Linked DNA regions of Mus musculus: region 2 is linked to region 1. The links are chromatin loops, found by intact Hi-C in ENCODE. Cell type or tissue: gastrocnemius. All regions are shown on one strand. Links, peaks and the distances in the headings refer to the core of each region. The heading gives the core; the rest is flanking DNA.

Region 1 (9,067 bases), core at 799-8,798:
TAAAAGGCCAACCAACACCAGTTTAGACGGTGTAGCAAAGTAGATTGAGTACATCTGCATTTTCAGGTTCTCTTTCAGCACTGACAGTATTAATTACTGCCTTTAGACTTCTGGATATTTGCGTGTCTAATATTTCAGCATGTGTGATTGCCCCTCAGTTACAAAGGCATTTTCACACTCTTGCCTTTATTTGTTTAATGACTGCAACAAGAGCTTACTATTGACAGTTCTGGGCTAGGAGTCGGGGACACATACATGTGTGGTGACAGGAGCACTTCCTGGGATGCTTCTGCTTCATCCATTCATTTATCATTTGATTCTGCATGTAACAGATTGCTTTCAGGGAGTGTAGTATTTATGCCACTGAGCCTGGGGCTACGTCTGCAGTAAGGGAGATTCTGTGTGCTCCAGTTGATGTAGAGAGATGCTGTGCACCCATGATGAGCACTGGAGAAGAAAAACGAAACTGAAGGTACAGAATAGGGGGTGAGGCATGCATCTACAACTGAATACGCACATGAGGAGTTCAGAAGGTAACTGGTGGTTAGAATATGCTTGGCCCAGGAAGTGGCACTATTAGGAGGTGTGACATTGTTGGAGGAAGTGTGTCACTGTGGAGGTAGACAATGAGCCCCTCCTCCTAACCACATGGGTATCAGTGAAGACCTCTCCTAGAGGCCTTCAGATAAAGATATAGAACTCTCAGCTCCTCTTGCACCACTCTGCCTGGACTTAAGCCATCAAAGTGACCTTATGTGTTGCTTACCAGGAGCCATCAACCTGTTTTCTTTGACAGGACAGGAACTCTCACTGGCCTGGAGTTCACTTACTTGTTAGACTGCCTGACCAGTAAGCCCAGGGCTCTGCCTATCTCTGCTTCTCCAGAACTGGGATAACAAATATGCACTCCAAACTTAAGTTTTTTCTTTTATTGTTGTGATTATAATATAATTATATCATTTTCCCCTTACCTTTCCTCTTTTTAAACCCTCCCATATATCATTTCTTGATCTTTTCCAAATTCATGACCTCTCTTTTCATTAATTGATATTTTATGCATGTATATGCACATGATATCAAAACATACACACACACACAGACACACACACACATCAATAGGTCTGCCCTTCTCTGGAGACGACTGTTCCTCCCACTGGGCACTCCCTAGCTGCCTGTAGTTCTTAGTCTGGATTGAGGCCTCATGAGCTTCCCCATCTACTTTAACATGGTTACTGCTGTTGTCCTTGCTTTAGGCAGTCATGTTGGTGAGACTTTATGCACGTAGCTTCTGAAATTTTTGGGAGACACAATCTCACGGCACACTGTCTGATCATCCAGCTTTTGCACTCTTTCAGCCCCTTTCCCATAATGTTCCCAGAGCCTTTGTGTGTGATAGTTTAATCCTCACAGTTATAAAATCCTCCCAAAAGCAACCTGAGGATGGAGAGGTTTGTTTTGGCTACACTTTGAGGGTACGGCCCATCATGAAGGGAAGGCATGACAACAGGAGAAGGTGTCTGGTCTCCTTGTGTTCACAGTCAGGAAACAGAGAAAGTTGAAGGCTCAGGTCAAGCTCCATGTCTCCTCTTTATTCAGTCCAGGACCCTAGCCTATGACACAGTGCTGTCCACGTTAGGGATAGATTTTCTCGCTTCTATTAACCCAGTCCAGGTAATCCTTCACAGACATGCCAGACGTTTGGATCCTGTCAAGATTTGCTCTGAGGTTTTCACAAGGCCCTTGAACACTAGGGTATGTGCCACCTGCTGTACCTAATGGTGTCACTTGAACTATGAGCCAAACAAGCCCTCTCTCCCATATGCTGCTTTTCTTACTGAAGCAAAAATGTAACTAAGATGCTCACATCGTGGGATGTGGGATAAGGTCAGGCACTGGTGCTGGGGATTGGGAACAGCAAAGGTACATCCCATGGCTGAGCTTTAGTAAATGGTGACATAAATGGCAGCTTCTATGTTCTGCCCGTGCTTCCTAAACTCTGGGCACTGATGAGTATCTGCATCTTGGCCACAGAGGCCTTAAAATATCTACCTTTGTATGTGTTATTTAGCCAGAGGGTAAAAACCACACCACACCACAGGTTTTATCTCATATATATTTTAATGTACATTAAGATAAGCAGGTAACAATTAAAATATATGCTTCAAGGGCTCCGGAGATAGGTAAAGCCCTTGCCATGCAAGCATGAGGACATGACATTAGGTCCCTAGAACCCGTTGTGAACCTCATGAGATAGTACACACCTCTGCACTCTCGGTGCTTCTGTGGAGGGATGGGTGGGAAGTGCAGATGAGAGAATTCCCCGTAGCTCCCAGTTACCCTGGTGCCTGTGCAAACAGGCAAACAGCAGAGACCCTGTCTCAGAGACAGTGAAAGGAGACTGTTGACACCCGAGGCTGTCCTCTGCCCTTAGCATCCTGCAGCACACACATGCTTGCTCTCACACATACATACCCCTCCCTCCACAGATGAAACAAAATATAAGTCCACAAGCCCTCTTAACTAACGTCCCCGTGCAGAGCTGCTCACTGTCAGCTGCCTGTCAGAGCATCCTTTTACACTGTATGGCTTCTGGCTAGTATTAGCCCCCAAATTCCCTCTGACAGCTTCCCTGTCCCTGTATGGATTTCACAGCAGCTTCCCAGAGCTTGGACGTCTTGTGTCATCTTCTCATGGCATCTCATTTGATCCTCATGGCAAGCACATCTGAGATGGTGCTTCTGATGGTTGTCCCATGAAATAAGGAACCTAGAGAGAAAGGACATCATTTGCCTTAACCACAGAGCTTGTGCAGGTGGGAGCCAGTGGCTAGCCCAAGCCTCTAGGAACTCAAAGCTTCCCTTTGTTGGGGACATCCTCACTTGTCCAAGGCCCTGGGCCACACACCCCACGTTGCTGGTTCACCTGGCCAGATGTGGAAGAGTTCTTAGGACGCTGTCTGGACTCTTGGAACTCACTATAAATACTGGTGAGTCATTTTTTTCTTATCTCAGAGTCTTTCCTCACTCACTTGACTGCTGAGTACCAGTATCCAAGCAGCCATCAGCTTGCAGACCACAAATCAGTGCTAAACCCAGCAGCAAACCTACCGGCCTGGCTGAGAGCAGGAACAGGCATCAGGCCCCTGCCTGGGAACTTCAGAGGGAATTCTGGGGCTAATACTAGCCTGGAGTCACTCAGTTTAAAAGGATGCTCTGACTATGGTCCAGTCTAATGTAGAGACGAATTGCATGAAAGGAGCCAGAGGCTATCCTCTGGTCACACTGAGGAGGGGTAAGAGAGGGAAAGTGTGTGTTTAGCTGTCTCCACAGCTCTCCATCCTGGGACTCTTCAATTATGTAAAGGCAGATGCATAAGGTAAGTAGTTCTAGGACTTTGAGCCTACCTGACTTCAAGAAATGTTTGACCACTAAACCCAACTTGGAAATCCCTCCTCCTTACTGGGATAAGGAAACAGTGATAATGCATGAGAGCAAAGCAAGTATTTCTGTGTTTTCTGCAAAAGGGTAAAACCCAATTCAAAGCTTAGGAGGATCCCCAGCATGGAACCAGGGCAGTCCCAGAGCCCCACCTTCCTAATCCCCACCTTGCACTCATCCCTCCTGCTATAGTGTCCCTTAAGAGAGGCCCAGTGGACTTGTCCTGTGGGCATCTGCCCTCAGTATTCGTCCTGCCAGGGGCTACTTCTCTCCTGTTCCCACCTAGTCCCTATGCACTGTCCAGACTCTGTTATCTTTCCCGCTCTTTGATTAACACAGCATGCCAATGCAAACAAATCAATGAATTGAAGCATGAGGTGGGGAGCCTAGAAACTGGCAAGCAGTCTGGCTGTGGGCAGCTGAGCCTGGAGAGATGAGGATGAGGACACCTCGTTATGCAACCTGGGGCACTACAAAATTTGGACTATGCACAGTTTGTTCTTCTGAAAACCCTGCAGTTGACAGCCCAGTTCTTTTTCCTGATCTTACTTCACATACGGGGACACACACACATACACACACACACACACACACACACACACACACACACACACACACGGGGATGGGAAAGAGAGAGAGAGTGGGGGAAGAGAGAGAGGGAGGGAGGGAGGAAGAGAGAGAGAGAGAGAGAGAGAGAGAGAGAGAGAGAGAGAGAGAGAGAGAGAGAGAGAGAAAGCTCTGAACAATGCACCAGGAAACTCAGAGCTTCCTCGAACCCTATCCACAACTGGCTATACATCCATCCCTCTCTGAAGCTTAAGTTTCTCTGCCACTAACAAGAATCAAACTTAGATTGTTTTTATTCAGATGTATTCTCAATATATCTGTGCAGGAAGAATGGAAAGGCCAATCTATGTGAACTGGGTTTGGGTGGTAAGCCAAACCACATCCTGCAAGTGAACTTTTAGGGAGAATTTCCTATTTATCGTCTCATGCCTATGCATAACTGGGCATGCATGTGATTAAAATCAGACTCCTTTTGAGAAGGGACATTCACAGTCAGAAAAATGAATCTATAACGTAACTTACCAATCAACACACAGAACTACCCTCTCTATGCTCCTTAATAACCAAACTTTTCTTTCTCTTGATTCCCCATAAAAGGAGGCCCTGCATCCTCACTGCTGTGGCCATGACTCTCTTGCAGTATATTTTTGTCTGCTTCTACTCTTTGCTTTGCTTCTGAGTAAGTTACTTAGCATTTTGTCATTCTCTGTATTGTTTTCAGCTCTTTGGATAAAAGACCTGGAAACAGGAATCATACTGCCACCATTCAGGTGGCAATGCAGTGGGGTTGTGGGATCATATGACATGGGATGACCTTAAATATCCCCAGAAGACATTGACTCCACAGCATGCCCTCAGTGCCAATCCTGCTGTCCACAGCTCTCCCTTCCTACCTTCCTGCTAGCTGTGGAAGCAGGCATGTAAACACCAGCGCCTGTTTACATTGCTTGGCTTTGTCTCACATCTTCCCCAAACCCTGGGGACTGAGGGTGCAGCTCAGATGGTAGAGTGCTTGTCCGGTATGCACAGAGCCCTGGATTCCATCCCAGGAGCAAACCAAAACCACACCTGCTCTCATGCCTGTAATCCCATGACTACAGAGGTAGACAGGAGGTTCGACAGTTCAAGGTCTTACACAGTGATCTTAAAGCTTGCCTGAGTTACATGAAGCCCTGTCTGAGAGTATACACACACACAAACACACACACACACAGACAAGTTGCTCAAAAGGACTTTCATCCCTCCCCTCCCCCTTTCTACCTCAGCCTTCCCTCACACCCTGCTACTCTATAACCTGCCTCTCCCTCCCACAGGGCAGACATTATCTACCTTATGGCTCAGTTTTTTTCCAGGGTTGATAATTTAATATGAATTCCCTCTATGTGGATATTTTGTCAAGGAATAGGATTCCTTGGACAACGGCCTTTCAAGCTATTTCAAACAAGTCAAGTTCACTCTAGTCACCATGTCTAACCTGAAACCTGTGGATTCCATGTGTCCTAGGATAGCTGTGAATTTGGTCCAACACATTTATAGACAACACAGTGTAAAAGGGTTGGACACTCCTACAAGGCTTTAGGGAATATGTAGAAAGAAGTAAAGTGGTAAATATCAACAATTCTCTTTAATAGCTCCTTTTGCAGGCTAGCCAAGGTTTCATTTTGAGTAGAGTGAGAATGGAAGAACTTAGAGAACATGGTCTGAGTAAGAGGAAGGAAGAATCCTAGATGTAGGCCGGGGAGATGGCTAAGTAGGTAAGAGACTTGCCCTGCAAAGAGGAAAACTGGAGACTGATGCCCAGAATCCACCCCTCCTAGCACTGAGACGGGGAGAAAGGTGGGTCCCTGGAGCTCACTGGACAGCCCACCTAGCAGAATCAGCCAGTTTCAGGGCTAGTGAGAGACACGCTGTAAAGAAATATATAAACCAAATAAACCATAGATGTAGAGCTCCTGGGGAAACACCTGAGGCTGACCTATGCCCTACACACACACACACACACACACACACACACACACACACACACACACACACACACACACACACACACACAGGAGATCTCAGAGTGGGAAAGGGTAGCAGGTGAAATTCAGAGGGATAGGTCTCTTTCCCCACCTGTGATGCCTGCCAGTCATTAGCACAGACGATTCTAGTTGGCTGAACAGCTTACAATCTTTCTTATCTTACACGGTCTGCTATTCTTGTTGGCAATTATTGCTGGTGGCAGGGCGTGCTGGCGTCTTGGCAGACAGGAGCCTTCCTGCTGGGGAGAAGGGTTTTGTGTTTTATGTCCCAATATGACTTTGATGGATTCAGACAAATTTCTCAGGCTTGATGGACCTTTGCCCAGGCTGGAAAATCTTCCCCGGGCAGCAGGAAACATCTGAGACACCCAGACCCCAAATGGGGTGTTCTGCTTTGTTAATTTCCATGTCCTAGTGGACTATAGCCAAGACCAGAGTTTGAGGACAGCCAAGTTTGGGATCAGTCCCAAGGGACACGAGTAACAGCAATGGAGTCCCTCAACTTGGAGAGCTACAGGCTGGTTTCCTTATGGTACCCAAGATGGCTTTCCTGGGCTGAGGCAGAGGACAGGGTAGACTAGCCTGTGCTGTGCTGCTAGGAAGGGTCTCTCCTAGATACTGACCCTTAGAGAAGATATTATTACCTGCAATTAGTTGAAGAGTTCAGGGAGACACAGACACACAGACAAATACACAGAAGGGGGCAGGGTGGAAAGAGAAAGAAGAAGAAGAGGAGAAGGAGGAGGAGAAGGAGGAGGAAGAGGAGGAGGAGGAACAATACAGAAATGGAAGTCATGATAGATGCCTAGAATTATGAGGCAGTGTCAAAGGAATCCAGAAAATTCTTGTGATGATTCCAGAGTAATGGAGAACGTGGGAAAATCAAAGCCAACACTGTGTGAAGGCTGCTCACGCTCCATGACCATCGCCATGTTTTTGTCTATCCTGGACCAACACAGTCTTAAATGTGAACGTGGACAGCCCTGGCTAGGGAATATAGTCTGCCATTCGACTTCACAGTTGGGATGCAGATTGCCTCGAATATGCAGGATGCAGAATGCGCACATGACAGATGTGTCTGACATTTGTCATCTCAGCCCTGGAATGAATGTCTCAGAGAGTTACTAAGTGGCAGCCTCTGGCCCAGCCTGCCACCCCACTAGGATACTGTCTTGATTTCCTTTCTATTGCTGTGGTAAAATATTCTGACAAAGGCAACTTAAGTGATAAGTGATTTATATTAACTTATAGTTCAAGGGTACAATGCATGACAGTAAGGATGTCAGGGTGGCAAGAACTTGATGCAGCTGGTCACAAGAAACACACCCTCAGGAAAGAGAGAGTGAAGAATACATGTTGTTGCTAAGTTCTCGTCCTACATTTACACAGTTTAGGACCCCTGTCCCATGGAATAGTTCCATCCTCAATTAAGATGGATCTTGTCATATCAATTGACATGATCCCTTAGGCATGTCTGGGGAACCCATCTCCAGGGGATTCTAGAGTCTGTCATGTTAAAAATGAATGCTGACCATGGCAGATGCCATACCCTAAGTCAAGATGTGTGATAGAAAGTTCTCATTCCCTATTTTGGGCAACCAACTCTATCTGAATTCCCAAACAGTGCTACTCTCTTCAAGCCAATCAGTTATTCGGAATATTATATACTATGTTGTGTGTTACACATGCAGAGATACTACACCAGAGTAGATAAACAGCCTTAGCTATGAAAGACATACCTATTCTATTTATGTGTGATCCTTATACTCATTATATGCACAGCTGTGGCATGATAGTGGGTGATTTAGAGATGTATAAAGAGGAGCAAGTGCCTTGGTGGGACCCTGAATGATGAGAAGTTCTCCAGGCTTTGTGGAAGGCAAAACTATGACCATCGAATGCATAAAAGTATAAAGGCATGAATGGCCAGTCAGATCACAAAGTCCTTGTCATTACTGGGGAAGATTGTTAGCTTGATCCTGCCAGTGGTGAGAGTTATTGAAGGTTTCTGTGTTTGGTCATGGGGTGGGTGACAGGTCCAAAAGAAACTCAAGACAAGTAGATAGCTTTGGTGCCTATTAGCATATCAACGTGCATGCCGGCCTCCAGGTTCTTTCACTATTGCAAATACCTGGTATAGAATCTATATTGGCATCCTGGCTCTTGTCACCTGCTCCCTACCCTTAACTTCTCCAGCTCGTGCCCCCTCCCCCAGATTCTCACTCCTTTATAGATCTGCCATTCCAGTTCCATATTCCTTTGGTCTCCTTTCTCTTTTGGTCTTTGCTTTTTCTTCCTCTTTCTCCCTGCTCCCTCTCAGGGCCATGCCTAGCCTACTACTTTCCTCATCATGTGCTGGACTCTTCTAGATGCCTCCTGATTTACTCTCCCTCATATCTACAGTCAAGACCTGCCCCTCAACCATACTTTGGAGGAGTAATGTACTCACTTTATACAGTGGGTGGGCTTGTGTAGTGTATGTGCATGTCTGCATTTGTGTGTTGTATGCACCCATGTGCCCACGTGTTTGGAGGCCAGAGGTTAATAGTTGACATCATTGCTCTCTGTCTTTTTTTATTTTTTATCTTCTCCATTTAGGTATGTTTATCTGTATGCAGTATTTAAGTGAATTTCTTTTTTTAATCTATATATATGAATTAATCCCTTTTCAGAGACACATAGAGCTTTTGTAAGGCAATCAACCATTCAGGGGTGATAGATCTGAAGACACAGAGCAGAAGAGGAGCATAAGTTCAAGATGTAGCTGTTCTCTTATTTTCTCTCTGAGTTCACACAAAGGATGGCAAATGTGCTCCAAGGTGCCCACCCTGGCACTCTGAGAGGTGGAGGCTTACAGAATCCCAGGACACGGTGCTGTGGGAAATCAGTTGCTTATCAGCTGCTCCTGGCGTGCCAAATTGGTTGGGCTAGGTTAGATTGTCTGGTGCCCTCCCCAGCTCAGGGAAAGACTTGCTGGGTCTTTGAAAGATCTCTTTCTAACAGCCAGCCTCCAGCAAGATGCAGAGCCCAGCTTAGAAA
Region 2 (9,067 bases), core at 452-8,451, 83 kb before region 1:
GTCATTGCTTCTTGTCATCTTGAGAGGTTTGTTCTGATGGTTTGTTGTAGTAGGAGAGTCAAGGGCAGTTAGGATTCTCCCTATTTAGAAAGGTAAGTCAGAGGCAAGGAAAGAGAGACAGCTACCCCTGAGGCCAGGAGCTATCAAGTGAGTGGCATGAGCCGGCTGGCTGCCTCTAACCTGACCTCACTCATCCCAGGACTGACTTGCATGTTCCAAGTTGTGAAGTTCTTGGCTGCACTTTATAGGTCCAGGAAGGTCTGCCTAACTGCCTGCCAGCTTGTGTGAGGGAGGGTTCAGTGTGAGCATGGCATAAAGAGCATGAAGGGGGAGGGGAGGAGGACACATGTTCTTCTAAGGTGTCACCTGCTTCTGCCTTGCCATTTGGAGCCTCCTTTGGATTGTCTGTTCACTTTTGGCTTTGTTTTGTCTTCCATTTAAGGAGGAGAAATGCAGCCGGCTTGAGGAGGGTCCTGTTGAGCTGATTACCATGAGCCGCCCTAAACCAGAACTGATCAAGCTCTGCTGGCAGCGTCTTTAGAACTTGGGTGGCCCCATTCAAAGCTGAAAAAAAAATCAACAAAAGGGCAAGGGTGGGGAGATTTCATGCACATCCTTGAATAAAGGAGTGATGGTTTTCAAACTCTATTTCTGATACATTTTCTAAATTTTGATGACATCTCTGGCTTAAGCCCTGAAAATTTGTGACATTCTCTGATCAAGCATTTTCTTTGGAGATTGGCTTGATTATGGGCTTGGGTCCTGAGTGATTTTTTTTTTTTAAACATAAGAAATCAGCTCATCTAGTACTCAATAAAATCCCCCTTTCCAAAGGAATGGCCCTGTGCTGGAAGATGTTATGGCTTGGAGCAAGAGAATAGGGCACTGTACTTAGGGAATCTCCACATTCAGGAGACAGAAGATAATTCAGAACTTACTTATTTTAGCACAGCTATTTATTTTCCCATAGGACCTATGATCTCCCCTGCCATGGGATTTCGACTGGTCTCACAGGATTCCTTCCTGCAGAGTGGGCCTTAAATCCAGTCAGAGAGCAGTTAGTGAGCTTCATAGTCACCCTGTCACTAGTGCACTAGGCATGCGTTGCCTGGCAGGGTGTGTCATGGTCGGTGACCACCTGGTCTAAAGAGTAACAATGTGGACATGTGGATAGGAAGGAGATTTACTGAGTTCTTGCCATGGTACAGACCCTGATGTTCATTCTGATTTTTCTGGCACTTTATGGCTTTTTTCTGGAAAGCTATAGGAATCCAGTAACGGCAGAGGCACAACCTTAGGCATAACTCTTCCTGGCTGCCACAAAGAGGATGGGATTGAACCCAAGGAGGAAGCAGAACAATTGTGGACAACAGAAGTCTCCTCAATTTGGCAGGGGCCACGGGAAAACAATAGCTTTTCTGAGAGCGGCTCTCCTAACATTTGCTTCCTGTGTTCCCAGCATCCAGTGCTCATGAGATGACCACGCTCGTCCTCTATCTGTAGCCCAGCTCACAATGCAACCTAAGTATGTTCAGAGATATAAACTAGGCTATAGCTGTACTGACTTGAACACAGCCAATCTTGTCACAGATGTAACCCAAACTTCAGTCTTCAAAGATGTTTACCATACCATGAGTTTTATTTGTAAAATTACAGAAAATATTTATATGTCAAAATGGGAAAGTCTTTTGGTTTGGATGGAATGTTAGAATTTGGAAAATCATGTCTAAGTGACTGGTGATGGAGTAAATTCTACTAACATAATAAGTACATAAGCAACACACACTAATGTGTCTGGTTCTGCTTCTGTTCCCTCATGGATATACACCCAGAGCAAAGGAAGAGGGGACTATGGAGCGGCCGGTCAAGAGGTCCTTAAGTTTGACTTAGGAACATTGCCATCCATTCCTTCTACAGTATCCTTTCAGTTTTATACTGAGGAGAGGTAGAAGTTTTCAAATCAGAAGATTAAAAAATTATAGCAGAAGAGGGCACAGACACCACAAGAAGATGGGTCCCACGTCAAAGAGTTCAGTGCTGCTAGCCTCTATTGCCCACAGCTTCTTCATCAGTAAAATGCATGCAGTGTAATGTATCTTGGCTAGTGATAGCCTGTACTGTATGTCAAACATAATACATGACATGAAGGTGCTTTGTAGCTTCAGGAGCACATGAAGATATATTGTGTTATTATTACACCCCTTTCCCTCACTGTGCGTGTAAATGGCTACTTAGTTTCCTGGGTGAACCTCAGTAGGTGGAAGCCTAGTGGGGAAAACAGGGTGGAGGGGGCTGTTCATCAACTTCACACCCCTGTGACAAAATTCCCCAGAAAGTCAACAGAAGGAATGATGCCTTTAAAAGTCTTAGTTTTAGCCCACGTTAGGATGACTGTTAATTTTGGGCTTCTGATGAGGAGTGTTTTTAATCTCATGGCACACAGGAAGCAAAGAAAGAAGAGGTGCTGGGCCTAAGGAAAGAGAGTAAATAAACTCCATGCATAGGTATTAAGATTTGAGTTTGATCCCTTAGCCCACATGAAGAAGCTGGACATGGCAGCATGCACTTGCAATCCCAGTGCTGGGGAAGTGGAGACAGGGCTGGTACTCACTGGCCAGCCAACCCACTCTACTTGGTGAGTTCCAGTCCTGAGAGAGGCTCCGTGTCTAAAAACAAGGTGGGTGGATCCTGGAAAAGAACAGCTGAGGTTGTCCTCTGGGTTCTGTATGCATAGGCACATATATACATGTGTACCACACACAAATTAACATGTATGTACCTGGATATATATATATATACACAGGGAGAGAGAAGGAGGAAGAGGAGGAAGTAAGGTCCTCATGCTCCCTTCAATGACAAACTCTTCCCCAATGATATCACTTCTCTCTAGTCCTCAACTCTGAAAGGCATATTCCTTTGGGGTGGGTATTTAGACGTAAACCATAGCAAGTTACTTATCTTGGCTTAAATGGGGACAGTCAGGTCTGGACATATATAATTTCATTATGTGTAAGAGAGAAAGGAAAGGGGTTCTTGGGATTTTAGGCTATTAGGCAATGAAAGTGGGCAACAAGGGATAAGTGTGTGTGTGTGTGTGTATGTGTGTGTGTGTGTGTGTGTGTGTTTTAGGAATGCTTGCGTGTGTGTGTGTGCAGGCACATGTAAATGTAAAGGCAAGAGGTTGACCTTGGATGTTATTCTTCAGGAGCAATCCACCTTATTAGTTTAGATGACATCTTTCACTGGGACCTGAGGCTTGCCTAGTAGACTAGAGTGGCTGGCTAGTGATTCTCCTGACTACACCTCCATAGCATAGAGATAACAAGTGCATACTACCACACTTAACTCTTTATGTAGGTTCTGGACGCTTAGCAGAGTATACTTATATGCCAAGGACTTCACTATCTGACCCATCTCCTCTTCCCAATGGGGCCTTTTGCCATCATTGTTAACAAAACATTTACCATTCAGGTGAAGGGGACCAAGAAGAGGAAGAGAACCCACACCTAAAATGGTTACAAGGAAGACTGAGGAGACAAGCCAACAGTTGTGAACATAACCAAATGGCATATACAAAATAACACCATCACATCTACATTAAGTGCAAGTCCTAGTCCATGTTGACCCTACCAAGCATTGATTCTGGTTCCTGCCAACCGTGAGACATACAATAAAGATACGGCTAAGACCACCAAGAATGTATGTGTGTAAATGAGGACCCAGGACACTGGGGAGGCCTGGGAGAATGGGTGATCAGAAAAGGACTTGGGCTTAAAAGTAAAACGCCCAGAGCAGAGAGAACAGGAGACACACAGATGAAGATGTATTTAGGGGACAGGAAATAGGCAACTTCCTCTGGTTTGAAAGTCTCTAGTTGAGTTGTTTTGAGCAGGTCGTTGAACTCAAATCTAATTGTTTCTTCAGTAAAAATGGGGCCAACAATATTTCTTAAGCTGCTGGGCTGATTAAATGAGGGCAGAGACCAAGTTCCAGGCATAGAGTAAGTGTTCAAAAACATTAATTTCCTTTTCTTTTGCTTTCCCCCCTTTTCCTTTGAGGCACATAATGTCTAGTTCAGGACCAATGATTGCAAATTGGTGGCTCATGAGCCAGACCTTGCCTGTAGATTTGTTTTGCTTGGATTGCAGAATTCTGGCTCACACTAGGTCTTAAAAATATTTTGAATTAGTTGGCAACATTTGAAAATTAGAAGATTTCATATAAATATACAAATTTCTGGCTTCTCTTGAAAAATAAGACCTGGCTTCAGCAGGCCCCTGCATTACCACTTGGCAGCACAACCTGAAATTGAGTTGGGCTGCTTCTGTGAGTGAGTCCCGTGTTCCCCAGTTCTGCACAGTCCCATAACTTCCTGTGGAGCCCCTAACAGTGAGGCAAGTGTCAGCTGCAATTTATCATTGCGTCTATACTTTTTTTTTAATTCTTAAATTGAGTTAAGAGCAGGGTAGAAATTCTTTTTATAAGAAAAGCAGAAAATTGAGAGAATGGCCAAGAACATCATCAGTTTCAAAAAGAAAAGGAGAGAGTATATTTCTCTGAGGAAGAAAGAAAATTCCTATTTAGTATCCAAAAAGAACATAACTGTATTCAGAAAGTTATATGGCCTGTCTCACTCACTTGTGTAACATGCCTGGTGTTTATGGACATTTGAGTTCACGGCTTCTGCCACGAGCCCTTTCTAAGCAGTCCTATCTATTTGTGGAAAGCACCAACACCTGAAACTTATTTCCATCCATGAAAGGGAAACGTAGCCAAAGCTGAAGGAAGAGGGGCTGGAGATGACTCAGTGGGTAAGAATTCTTGCTCTGTAAGCATGAGAATCTGAGTTCAGAGCTTCAACATCCATGTCAAAGGCTGGGCACAGGTGAACACCTGAAAGCCTCAGCTCTGTGGAGGGCAGAGGAGTGAGGATCTCTGGGGATTTCTGGCTGTTAGCCTCCTTCAGATTGAGAGAGTGAGACTGTCTCAAGGAAAATGATGAAGAAGATGGAGCAAGACACCTGATGTTCTCCTCTGGCCTCTGCACATTCACCCCACACAAACAACACCCTGCACCTCAACATGCCCCCCCCCCCACCTCCATCTAAAAGACAAAACAGAAGGGAAGAAATGAAGCTGCAGGAACTCATGGTGGTTGACATGAAGTCCATAAACTGGACTTCTGGACAAGGTTTATAGGCTCCCTGGGCATCTGTCCATTCTCCATGAGACAATGTCCTTTTGGATATTTTGATGTTTGGTCCTTCAAGAGTTTCCTGATTATGACCCCAGACCTAAGGTGCCTAGCAGAGGGAAAAGAAGACTTTTGAATATCACCTTCCTATGGAAATATAATAGAAATTTCCTACTTTACTTAGCTAAAAGGAACTAATGAGCTTAATTTTAACACATTATTTTATCTTACCAGTATGGTTGCTCCTTGGTGGACCATGGGGTTGCATCCCAACAAACATTAAACATATCAAAGTGTCCAGCACTGAAGACACATTCAAGCTCAGTGCTGGAGATGTGTGTAGGGGAGGGATCCTAAGGACCTGCTCCACTTTGGATTAATTTTTAGGCAGTTAATGGGGGCTAGAGGGGATACTTTCTTCAGTGATAGAGGACACGTAAGCTGCCGAAGCTTTGTTAGTAACCTCAATCAAACTCATTGTTCGCCAAATTAGCCTTGAGTGGAATAATGTCTTCACTCTGTCCTGTGGCTTAGCTTAGCTTATTTCTGGTGTTGTGACAATTATCTCAAGACAAAGCTACATAAGAAGAGGAAAGGATTTATTTGGCCCAGATTTAAATTTCAGAAGTTTGGGTTTTACTTGTTATAGATTGCGTTTGTCCCACCCTTAAGTTGAAAATTAGTTAAGAACTAGTTAAGTATCCAAAAGGCAGTATATTATTTGTGTGTGTGTGTGCACATATGTTGCATGTTCAAGTGTATGTATGGACACATGTTTGTGGAAATCAGAGGACAACCCTGGCTCTCATTCCTTATGGGCTGGCTACCTTGTGTTTTGAAACAGGGTCTCTCATAGGCCTGGAATCCTCCAAGTAGGCTAGGTTGGCAGATAGCTAAGTCCAGGGAATCCACCTATCTCTGCTTCCTTAGTTTGGGGACTCTAGGTGCTTTCTTTTCAACTTAATCAGTAAGCAAGTAGTTTGAGGGCAATATCATATACTTCTTCATTGCAAACTCTTCTAGAGAGAAGCATGAGCTTGGTAGATGACAGTCAGTAAAGTAAGGTACAAGAATTTGATCCCTAAAATCCATGTAAAAAAAACTGGATGTGGAGATGTATTTATAATCCTATTGTCAGAGAGGCAGAGATGGGTCGGTCTGTGGCACTGGATGGCCTGATAACCTAACCTAGCTAGGAAGCTCCAGGAAAAGGAATGCCTCTGTCTAAAAAACAAAACAAAACAAAACAAAACAAAACAACAACACCCAAAGTGAGTGTTTTCCGAGGTACAACTGAGGCCATCCATCCTCTGATGTTACAAGCATAGATGCACATAGACACACACATGCACACAAAATAGACTCCTCAGAATGCTGATGACATGGGATGCTATAGCAAGCCAGATTGTTTTCCTTGATCAAGAAAATATCTAATAAAAATTATAGCTTTTTCATTCAAATAAAACAATGAGTTTTTCCATGATGGAAAAGTCACAGAGCTAAGCTTTCAAAACAGACATTGACTTTTGGCTGCTCCCGTTGAACCTTCAAGGTCAAAGATCCAATTGAATCTGACATTGGGTGTCAACAGGCATTCATTCATTGGCCCAAAGAATCATTAGCAAACATGTCAGACACCAGGAATTCCACAGATCACAAAAGCACATTTATGACTCCATCCCTCCTCAATAATTGTTACTCATTATGAGAAACAAATGCTGTTTCACATGGCAGATGGGACAATGGATGTAGTGCCAGAAAGTGAGAGAGGAAGGACAAGGATGCAGGAATGTCCATCCATATGGAGAGGAGTGGGAGAGTTTCCTAAAGGAAGCGAGGCTCTTCAGGTCTCTCCGGAATGAGCAGACACATTCCCAAGGGAACAAACAGGAAGGGCACGAACTTAGACTTGTGTGGCCAGCATATGCAGGACTAGAGGAGGGAGCCCCAAATGGGGGCTGATGGTGGAAGCAGATGGACCTGCTGTGTCTTCCCATAATGGGTTCATAGGTGAGGCTGCAGACCCCTAACCCCCATGTGCACATTCTTTTATTCTTTGCTTTGCTATGACTGTTTCTAGATGCTACAAGGTGTGAAATACTCTATTACAGACTTGAGAGTTCTTCCTCATCCTCCTCCCCCCTACTGGGTGATGTCCATCACAGAAATACAGGCAACTCCACTTGTTTATATCCAAGGACCTTTTGGACCCCATCTAAAAGACATTTCTAGGGAAGTACTTTAAACAGATTTCTGAATAACCCTTAAAATTAAGCACCGTTAAACCGTAACCAAGAAGTACATGTGGACTAGAGATGTGTCAACATGTGTTTTGCGTCTTTCACTTGTGTAATTTATGTATCTTTCACGGCCCCTGGACAGACCCCATGTGCTGCACACATGGCTGGTACTTTTCTTATTAGAAATGGTATAAGGAGGGTCAGGGGGGAATCAGACTACTGTATTGATAAACACTGATAAAAAATGGCTTCCGAGACACTCCCTTTAATTTGAAGAACATTTATCTGATGAACATAGAATTTCATGGCTAAAAGTGACCTTGGAAGAATATGGTGCAAACTATACATCTAGAAACTGAGAACTGTATTTAGGGGCTACCTGAATCCCACCAGCTCTTCAAATATTAGTCGCAAAACAAGAATGTGAACGTAAGCTTATAGTCTATTGTGCTTTCAGAAATTACATTTGTTTATTTGTGTGTGTGCTTATGCACATGTGCGCTGTGCATTCTGTGTGTTAAGATCAGAGGACAGCTTGCAGGATTTGATCTTCTCTTTCATCACGTGGCTTCTGGGAACTGAACTCGGGTCATCAGGCTTGATGATAAGCCTACTGCATCATTCCATCAGTCCCAAGAGGTTGCTCCTTTTTTTTTTTAATTTTACTTTTTTAATGTTCATTTTTCCAAACTGGTCTGCTTATAATTTTCATTAGAAAAACATTATTATTTTCCAGCTTAAAAGGATTTCTGAATAGTAGTTCTAAAAGATACCCATCAGCTCCATCTCTGAGGATAGGGAAAAGATAGAAATCTATAGAAACAGCACGGTGCTTGGTACATAAAGATTTCTTAATTAGTAATTGAGGGAATTAAGAAACCACACCAGCAGCCAGGATGGCAGCCAGCTCAACGACCAGCATTGGTGGGAGTGTCCATGACAATTACAAGATCTATAAAACTAAAGGAGAACCACAGTTGGGGACCAACATAAGCTTTGCCAATGAAAATACAGTGTCTCTACCCAGAGGTGAGATTCAAGGCATTTAACAGCCCTGACCACACAGGCACTGGCCTCCCCAGCTGCTGTGAACAGTCATAACCAGAGCCTACCAGCTACACCCAGCTCTTGTCTCTCCTGTGAGATCCTTGTGGAGTGCACGATTGCCTGCCCCTCCCACCCAGTAACTTCCCCTTTCATGTTCCCCCTGAGACAATGAAACTCCAATAAAACAGCAAAGCAGGCGAAGGAAGGAAGGAAGGAAGGAAGGAAGGAAGGATGATGGATGTGCCTGTTAGTGTATGGAAGATGTCAACTGGGTGAGGAACATTCTGCAGGTCGGAGAGCCTGGTAGCTCAGTAGCATTGCGTGCTGGAGTTAATTTGGTGGTGCTTCATCATTTCTGAGTCTCCGTGAGTCAAGGCGCTGAGGACAGTATCTCCTAATCTCTGGAGCTCAGGAACCTCTGCGCACATTGTCCTACCTGCCAGTTGTATGATAGGAAATTGTTTCACCGAGACCAAAACAGCCACCAAGTGGGATAAACAGAATATGAACAACCCACCGGGTGAACAGCCTTTAAGTCTGGATCTGTCTTTTCTAAAGTAGGAGTCAATACAGGACAGGTTAAAGA

What was found. A loop is a pair of places that touch in the nucleus more often than their neighbours do. Peaks named below come from ENCODE experiments on the same cell type or tissue, not always from the same donor. Only the 100,000 strongest peaks of a DNase experiment are listed, where the experiment ranks them.
Region 2: a loop joins it to region 1, with 2.2 times the contacts of the local background. A loop is called at or near these places in 2 of 42 quality-filtered maps.

The regions. Positions count from the first base shown.
Region 1 is chr1:120,845,761-120,854,827 of GRCm38, forward strand. No RefSeq gene overlaps it. Among named protein-coding and RNA genes, the nearest start is that of Gm34584, 7.4 kb to the right of the region's middle. In gastrocnemius, for the core only: no CTCF peak of the experiment used is centred there; DNase peaks (open chromatin) are centred at 3,810, 5,867 and 6,299.
Region 2 is chr1:120,762,920-120,771,986 of GRCm38, forward strand. 2610027F03Rik (a long non-coding RNA gene) reads left to right here. Exons shown (of 3, transcript XR_001779385.1): 3 at 443-648. Among named protein-coding and RNA genes, the nearest start is that of Gm29345, 39 kb to the right of the region's middle. In gastrocnemius, for the core only: no CTCF peak of the experiment used is centred there; no DNase peak of the experiment used is centred there; H3K27ac peaks cover 177 bases.